2 separate regions of the Homo sapiens genome follow, and region 1 is linked to region 2. The links are chromatin contacts, found by Hi-C or POLR2A ChIA-PET in ENCODE. All regions are on one chromosome and are shown on one strand. Each heading gives the region's core, a stretch centred on a gene start or an enhancer-like site at or near the end of the contact. The rest is flanking DNA. Distances are from core to core; before and after follow the strand shown.

Region 1 (3,747 bases), core at 1,231-3,730, 140 kb after region 2:
AGACCTGCAGTGCCAGCGCCAGCCCCGTCCACCTCCCACAAGAATCGGGCACCATTCTTTTTACATTGGGGAAAATTCCATCTCCTATTTCAAGAAAAATAACTGAATCTGGCTTCATCTTCTGCCAAAGTATACACTGTGAGGAGATGGCAAGGGTTTAATTCTTAGAGACAGTGAGAAGCAAGTGACCAAAAGGAACTTCAGGATGAAGATGACTTTTCAGTATCTAAGAGGGCTTTGCTGGTGAAGCCCCTGCAGTTAAGGTGTCAGCTATGGGATAACCGGGGGTGGGGGTAGGAGAGACCCCCTCACCATGGCATCCTGCTGGGAGCATAGCCGGTCTGTGTGAGGAGCAGAGTCAGCCTCCCAGGAAAGGGCAAAGAAAGGTGGGGTTCATGGTCACTTTTGAAAACCAGCTTCCCAGGGCTTTGCCTGTAACAAAGTATCATGCACTGGGGGGCTTAAACAATGGAATTTTATCTTCTCACAGTTCTGGAGGCTGGAAGTCTGAGATCAAGGTGCCAGCAGGGTTGGTTCCTTCTGAGGCCTCTCTCTTTGGCTTGTAGATGGCTGTCTTCTGGCTGTATATCTTCACAGTCTTCCCTCTGTATGTGTCTGTGTCCTAATTTCCTCTTCTTATAAAGACACCAGCCATATTGGATTAGGGCTTACCCATATGACCTCATTTTAACTTAATTACCGCTTTAAAGACCCCATTTCCAAATACTGTCACATTCTGGGGCACTGAGGGGTTAGGACTTCAACATATGTTCTGAATTGCATACCCTGAAAATTCCTTTGTTGAAGTTTTTGCTTCCACAATTACAACCTATTCAAACTGCAATCGATATAGTGCTGGGACTGGGAGAAGCTGCAGGGTTGCAGATCACACATAAAAAGGTCCTCGTCTACCCCAACCCCAGGCTTCTTTCTGCCTAAATTCTCCTCAGCATCCAAGTCTTGCCTCTGCAAGAAGCCCTCCCTGTCCCCTGAACTCACATGGAGTTTTCCCTTTGTCAAATTTCACAAGGAAGGATCGTTCAAGTCATGCTTTCTGCATCCTGAGTGTAAATCATAAATTCGCTTTTTTTTTTTTTTTTCGAGACAGTGTCTTTCTCTGTTGACCAGGCTGGAGTATAATGACACATTCACACCTCATGGCAGCCTTGACCTCCTGGGCTCAAGTGATCCTCCTGCCTCAGCCTCCTTTCTGAGTAAGATCTTTAAGAATAAGCCACCCCCATCCTAACACACACACACGCACACACACACACACACACACACACAAGTGGCCAGTATCTATTTCCTCCCTCTCCCAGCCAGGCAGTTTAGGGAGTTGGAGTTGGCTGCACATCCAGCTCTAGGGATCAACCAGATTGGCTTAATTCAAAAGGGAAGATACACATGACCAAATTGGTCCAATCAGAGTGAATATCAGGATTCTTGATGGGAATGCTGGAACACAGGGTCTCTCTTCTGGGCTGGGTTTGGTTGTACAGCATGTGAGTTCTAGAGTAGAGCAGCTACAATTGGGTGGGCAGGTGGCAGGAATGGGGGCTGGAAGTTCCAGGAATCTGGATGGGGTTGGGGGGTGGGGGCAGGGAACCACTACTGTGTGTAACCATGAAACCCATCCAGAGGAAACAGAGCAGATAATGGGTGCTGGTGGCATCATTTAAGCCCTAGATGAAGCCATACCTGAAGTAGGTTACCTCTGGACCATTCAGTAACATAAACCAATCAATTTCCCCTTTTGCTAATATTGAATTGGGTTGGGTTCACAATGGAAAAATCACTAAATGATATAATTTCTTTGGGATCCTCCAAAGAGCCTAACCCCAGGATAGTGTGGACACTCAATAAATACAAGTATGCACCACATAATGACGTACCAGTCAACAACATATTGTATATACGACAGTGGTCCCGTAATATTATAATACTGTATTTTTACTGTAACTTTTCTATGTGTAGAGATGTTTAGATACACAAATACCACTGTATAACAATTACCTGCAGTATTCAGTACAGTACATGCTGTACAGGTTTGTAGCCTAGGAACAACAGGCTATACCATGTAGCCTAAGTGTGTAGTAAGCTATACCACATAGGCTCGTAGAAATATATGCTATGATGTTCATACAATGACGAAATCCCCTAACCAAACATTTTTCAGAACATATCCCCTTCATTAAGTGACACATGACTGTACTAGAGCATTACAAAGCCTCAATCTATGAAGGCTTTGTAGATAAGAAAACTGTGACCAGGGGTAAAGGGATTTACCAAGTCTCAGGAGCCAGTTAGTGGCAGAGCCTGGATGACAGCCTAGATCTCCAATCTAGTGCCATTCCCACTGCACTGGAAGGGATGAGGGCCACTGTTCCTCCTCCCTTGATCCGCCAACCTAGTCCCTGCAGGAGAGGGAGGAGCTGAGAAAGCCAGTGTGAAGCCACAGCACCCTCAACCCCCCAGATAGGAAGACTTGGTTGCAAGCCAGGAGGCCAGAGGAGAGGCGAGGCAGGAAATTGAGTGGCTCCACGTCAACCACACGTTCTGAGTCACCTGGGGGCTGTCAGTAAGAAGATAGTGCAAAGATGGTGAGCAGCTGCCAACCCAGGCAGCAGGCATGTCGGTGTCCTCAGGACCCCAGAGGGCCCCATTGCAGGCTCTAGGGAGACCTCTACCCTCAAGAAGGCTATCTCCGAAGGGGCGCGGTGGCTCATGCCTGTAATCCCAGCACTTTGGGAGGCCAAGGTGGGCGGATCACGAGGTCAGGAGATCGAGACTATCCTGGCTAACATGGTGATACCCCGTCCCTACTAAAAATACAAAAAATTAGCCGGGCATGGTGGCGGGCGCCTGTAGTCCCAGCTAGTCGGGAGGCTGAGGCAGGAGAATGGTGTGAACCTGGGAGGCGGAGCTTGCAGTGAGCTGAGATCGTGCCACTGCACTCCAGCCTGGGCAACAGAGCGAGAATGAAACTCCGTCTCAAAAAAAAAAAAAAAAAAAAAAAAGAAGGCTGTCTCCAAGTGGGGTGGTGGGCTTAGCAGGCTCCAGAAGGGGCAGAAATGTGTGTCGGGGCAGAGTCACGTGTCTGGCAGCTGGGCTGTGAAGACTGGCAGGGGTGGGGAGTGGATTGTGCAGAATAGAATATCTGGGATACCTTGGGCATCTCTCTCCAACATGGCAGCTTCAGGGTAGCCAAATTCTTAAATGGCAGCTCAGTGCTTCAAAGACATGTGGGAGGGAGGGAGAGAGGGAGAGAGGGAGAGAGGGCGAGGGGGAGAAGGAGTGAGAGAGAGAGAGAGGTGAAAGCCATATCACCTTTTCCAACCTGGCCTCACAGCATCACCTCTGGTTCATTCAATTCATTGGAAATGTCTGGTCCATATTCAGAGGAGAATTAGGCTCCACCTGGTTGGGAGGACTGTCAAAGAAAGTCTAGATATGGTATTTTATTTGTTGTTGTTTGAGACAGGATCCTGCTCTGTCATCCAGGCCGGAATGCAGTGGTGTGACCATGGTTCACTGTATCCTCGACCTCCTGGGCTCAAAAGATCCTCCTACCTCAGCCTCCCTAGTAGCTTGGACCACAGGCATGTGCCATCGCACCTGGCTTATTTTTTTTTAGAGATGGAGTCTCTCGCTAATGTTGCCCAGGCTGGTCTTGAACCCCTGGGCTCAAAGGATCCTCCCACCTTGGCCTCCCAAACTGCTGGGATTACAGGTATGAGCCACTGCACG
Region 2 (3,889 bases), core at 593-3,092:
ACACTCAGGGCAAAGCCACTAAAGGCCAGCATTCGACCAGCTCAGCCAGCCTCCCTGGGCCTCTTGGCAGCTCTGGGCCTGCAGGGAGGGTCCTACCCACCCCAGCCAACCCTCAGAGGCCCCCCAGGCTGCCAAGGCCACGTCACCGCAGCCTGCGGTCTGCCCAGCTAATGGCAGCTGCTGCGAGGGGAGTGGAGCCGCAGTAATTACAGCATCAAGGAATCACAAATGGATCTGCAAAGATGACATTAGGAGCATTAGACCTGGCACGGCTGCCTCCGGAGAGGTCGCTGGGAGGAGGCTGGGGCTGGGGCCTGGGGATGGGAGACAGACGTGCCTCTGTCTCACCCCACCCCCTTCGTTCCCAACCGGGGCTGCGATGACAATGCCAGGATTCACAAGCCCCTCGCAGAAACCACATCGGCCGCCAGTCTCGTGTGTGTCAGCGAAGATAACAGATGTCTTTCACAGGGAAGTAATTGCTTGAAACACAACTGGACAACCCCCCAGGAGGTTGCATTACAGGAAGGAACCTTGCTTTTGGGGCCGAAGGTGGGGGGGTGGTGACCTGGTAGGCAGTCCCCTCCCCAATTCCCTTGATCCTTTGACATCCTAATGAGTTGTGCTGGCCTTGCCTCTTGCAGTCCGCAGCTCTGTGGAAGGTAATTATTATGTCAAGCCTGGTTGAGGGCGTTGGTGGTGGGGCGGGGCTTCCTGGGTGGAATTTGTGGCTGGAGGAATTCCCCAGAGGCTGGAAGGGGTTAGCAGAGGAAGAATTGGGGGAAGGGCCAGGCCTTGATCAGTTACCATCCTCCAAAGCCTGAGAAATGGGTCTGAAGCGGCAAGGCTGCCTTTGGCCAAAGCTAGCACCAGTAGGTGTCACTGTAGGAAAGGAGGGGCCCCCGGGGCTGTCTGCGGATGGGGCTGGTAAAAATAGAGCTCGCCTGTGTTCCCACTGCCAAGTCGCCAAGCCTGGTGATTTATAAGGCTGGGAGCAGACGTGTGTGTAAATGTTTTTGCGTGCGAGATGTGTAACCAACCGCGGGCTGGCTTTTTCAAACTTACGAGGAGAGAGTGAGGGAGGGAGAGAAGGGGAGCGAGAGAAGGCAGCCAGGGTGGGAAGCACATGGGCCACTTTTATGTAACACTCCTCTGATACACGCCGCAGTGGGGATTTATGCTCTCTTTGAAGTAAATTGCATCCCGGTGCACCATAGCATGAAAGTTAAGATTTACCATGGCTGGGACCTCCGAGACCCTGCTGGAAGCTAGAATAATTAGCACAGCATTTGGCTGCCTCTCCTCCTGCTCTGCGGGCGGTGACAGGAGTGGCACTAATAGATCTTCCAGGCCTGAGCCTCGTGTGTTTGTCATGGGGTCCATGGTGGCTGTGGGCAAGGAGGACCGTGATCAACTGGAGAAATGGAGGTGGGGGGAGGGACTGGGACTGACCTTATTGCAGGGGACAGTGGGACCTGCCCCACCAGGGAGGAGCTGGGTGACAAACCAGCTTGGCCCCACAGGGTTCAGGTGCCCCTCTGTCAGGGGTTGGGCCAGAGTGCGTGCTTCGGTAACCCAGGGAACTCATTTATAAAACAGATTCCAGTGCCAGACTCCCAGCTTGCTGCAGGTGGGAGTCCTGGGGCACTCCGCCAGTTTGGAGGTCCCCTGGATTATATCAACTCTCATATTTAATGTTTTTCAAAAGGCAGTGCCTAGGACTCCCATCCCTCCTGACTTTTCTCCCTCTTCTCCCCTCCTCTTCCTGCAGGCACCTTCCCTGTGTCATTTCTCAGAGGCCGTGCATTTTCATGCTGGAAAAGCTGAGACTTGAACTTGATCAACAAACCCCAGAGTCCCACAGGGAAAGTCCTAACAGCCGCCTGGTCACTCCAGTTCTGCCAAGAAACAGCTGCGTGGTCTTGGACAAGTCCCAGCCCTTCTCCAGGCTTCAGCTTCCACACTGTATCATGATGGGGTTGGATTTTTACAAGATCATCTTGAAGGCCTTCATTAACAGTCCGTGATATACTTGACTCTCCCCCTCCCCTGGACACCCTCATGGAGCTCTAAGGAATCAAAGCATAGAAGTAATGTCCCTCTGGGGTTCCAGGTGCTGCGGTAGTACACCAGTGTTGGGAAGAAGAGCTAGCAGCACCGCTCACTATGAAGATTCTAAGTGCCTACTCAGCAAGGGCTTTCCTGAGGTTGTAATAAGCTCCTGGATCAGTTAACTCTTCCGCAAGGCAGAGCAGCTTTCCAGACCCCACTTCATCATCACAATAAGTAAATGACAGCCTGGGCAACAAAGTGAGACCCCACCTCTACGAAATTAAAAAAAAAAATTAATTAGGCAGGCATGGTGGCATGTGCCTATAGTCCCACTTATTTGGGAAGCTGAAGTGAGAGGCTTGAGCCCAGGTTTTCAAGTCTGCAATGAGCTATGATCGTGCCACTGCACTCCAGCCTAGGCAACAGGGCAAGATCTTATCTCAAAAAAAGAAAGAAGGAAAGAAGGAAAGAAAAGAAAGAAAGAAAGAAGGAAAAGAAAGAAAGAAAGAAAGAAAGAAAGAAAGAAAGAAAGAAAGAAAGAAAGAGAGAAAGAGAGAAAGAGAAAGGGAAAGGAAAAGAAAACAAAAGACTCTCACAACATTCTTTTAAGGTTGCGAATAAAATTGTCCCCATCACACATCTGAGGAAACTGAGGCTTTGGCCCAAGTGAGTCAAAGGAGTGTGATGAAAATATAGATTTTGAAATCAAAATAAGTGCAAATCTCATCTCTGTGGCATGAGCTGAGTGAAATAGGATAAAGGGGAAATTCTCAAGGCCTCGGTTTTGCCATCTGAAAAATGGGCATTGAGTTGAGGGCTAAATGAGATAGTTCATGCAAAAAGGACTCACAAGGCTGTCTCCTTGTAGATGGGGTTAACGAACAGAAGTTCCCAGGCCACTGGCTGCAGGGTGCGTTTGTCTCCCAGGTCTTGCATGGTTCTTGGCAGGGATCAGGCCCAGTAAATATTTGCTGAACTGGATTACACCAATGCCACAACAGAGGCCTCACTGTCAAACCATGCTGGGGAAGTAGCAGATAAAGCTGTGAGGGCCACGGAAGGTTCTCAAAGGGATCAGGGCCAATAGCATAGAAAGAGGAAAAACTGAGTTTAAAAAGCTCATACTGCAGTCTGAAGCCCCATGGAGGCTGGGACCAGACTCAGAAGGGGACAAATGTTCTTGGGTAGATTCTGAAGGACAGATCCCCAAAATGTTCTGAGCAACCTTTCAGATCAGTTTCCCAAGCCTGGCAAATTGGGAAAAATCTGATCAATGAAGTGGAAGCAGCAGCCACAAATGCCACATGAGAGTTCTGAATGAACTGTCTTCCTGTTCCTCTCCCTTGCCCCCACCACACCCTCTACACCCTGAATTCCCATCTGCCATGTAGACATGGGTGTGGGAAGGAGAGATAAAGTGGAGGTTCCCTTTGGTGTAAATCCTGGACCCAGAAAGATAGGGGGATCTCAGAGTTACCTTAATAAATCATCAATCTCTGTCCCTGTTTCAGGTTCTCCAGCCTCAGGTGTCTTCCTGAGCTGAAAGCCAACGTGCATCCCAAACCCTAGAGATGTCCATAAAATCTGCTTTCTGCCCTTTGGAGAGGTCAGGCGTCAGTGAGGAGAACCTCCTCCATGTATGGGGCCTGAGGTTCCTCTGCATAATTACCTTTTGCACCAGGAGGCACCTCCCTTCCTTGAGATCACACCTGGGACACGAGACACAGACTTACAAAGCAGACAGGCCAGCAGAACATCCCAAGGCTCCTGGTCTCTCCTCAAAGATCAGGGATGGATGAGTGGATGGGAGGATGGATGGATGGATGGATGGATGGAT

Evidence for each region. A loop is a pair of places that touch in the nucleus more often than their neighbours do. ChIA-PET counts read pairs that join two places held with the same protein, here RNA polymerase II (POLR2A). Pooled maps may share reads with other maps.
Region 1: a loop to region 2 is called in a pooled map, with 3 times the contacts of the local background. The contact joins two enhancer-like sites. A Hi-C loop is called at or near these places in 6 of 50 pooled maps. POLR2A ChIA-PET finds 5 or more read pairs at or near these places in 2 of 52 experiments (AG04450 and activated T-cell).

What each region holds. Positions count from the first base shown.
Region 1 is chrX:39,867,896-39,871,642 of GRCh38, forward strand. No RefSeq gene overlaps it. Among named protein-coding and RNA genes, the nearest start is that of MIR1587, 32 kb to the left of the region's middle. Within about 2 kb of position 2,481, at least 2 of the 41 ENCODE cell types and tissues checked have a DNase peak (open chromatin) inside an H3K27ac peak, as active enhancers do.
Region 2 is chrX:39,730,034-39,733,922 of GRCh38, forward strand. No RefSeq gene overlaps it. Among named protein-coding and RNA genes, the nearest start is that of MIR3937, 71 kb to the left of the region's middle. RefSeq lists an enhancer at 722-1,016. Within about 2 kb of position 1,843, at least 4 of the 41 ENCODE cell types and tissues checked have a DNase peak (open chromatin) inside an H3K27ac peak, as active enhancers do.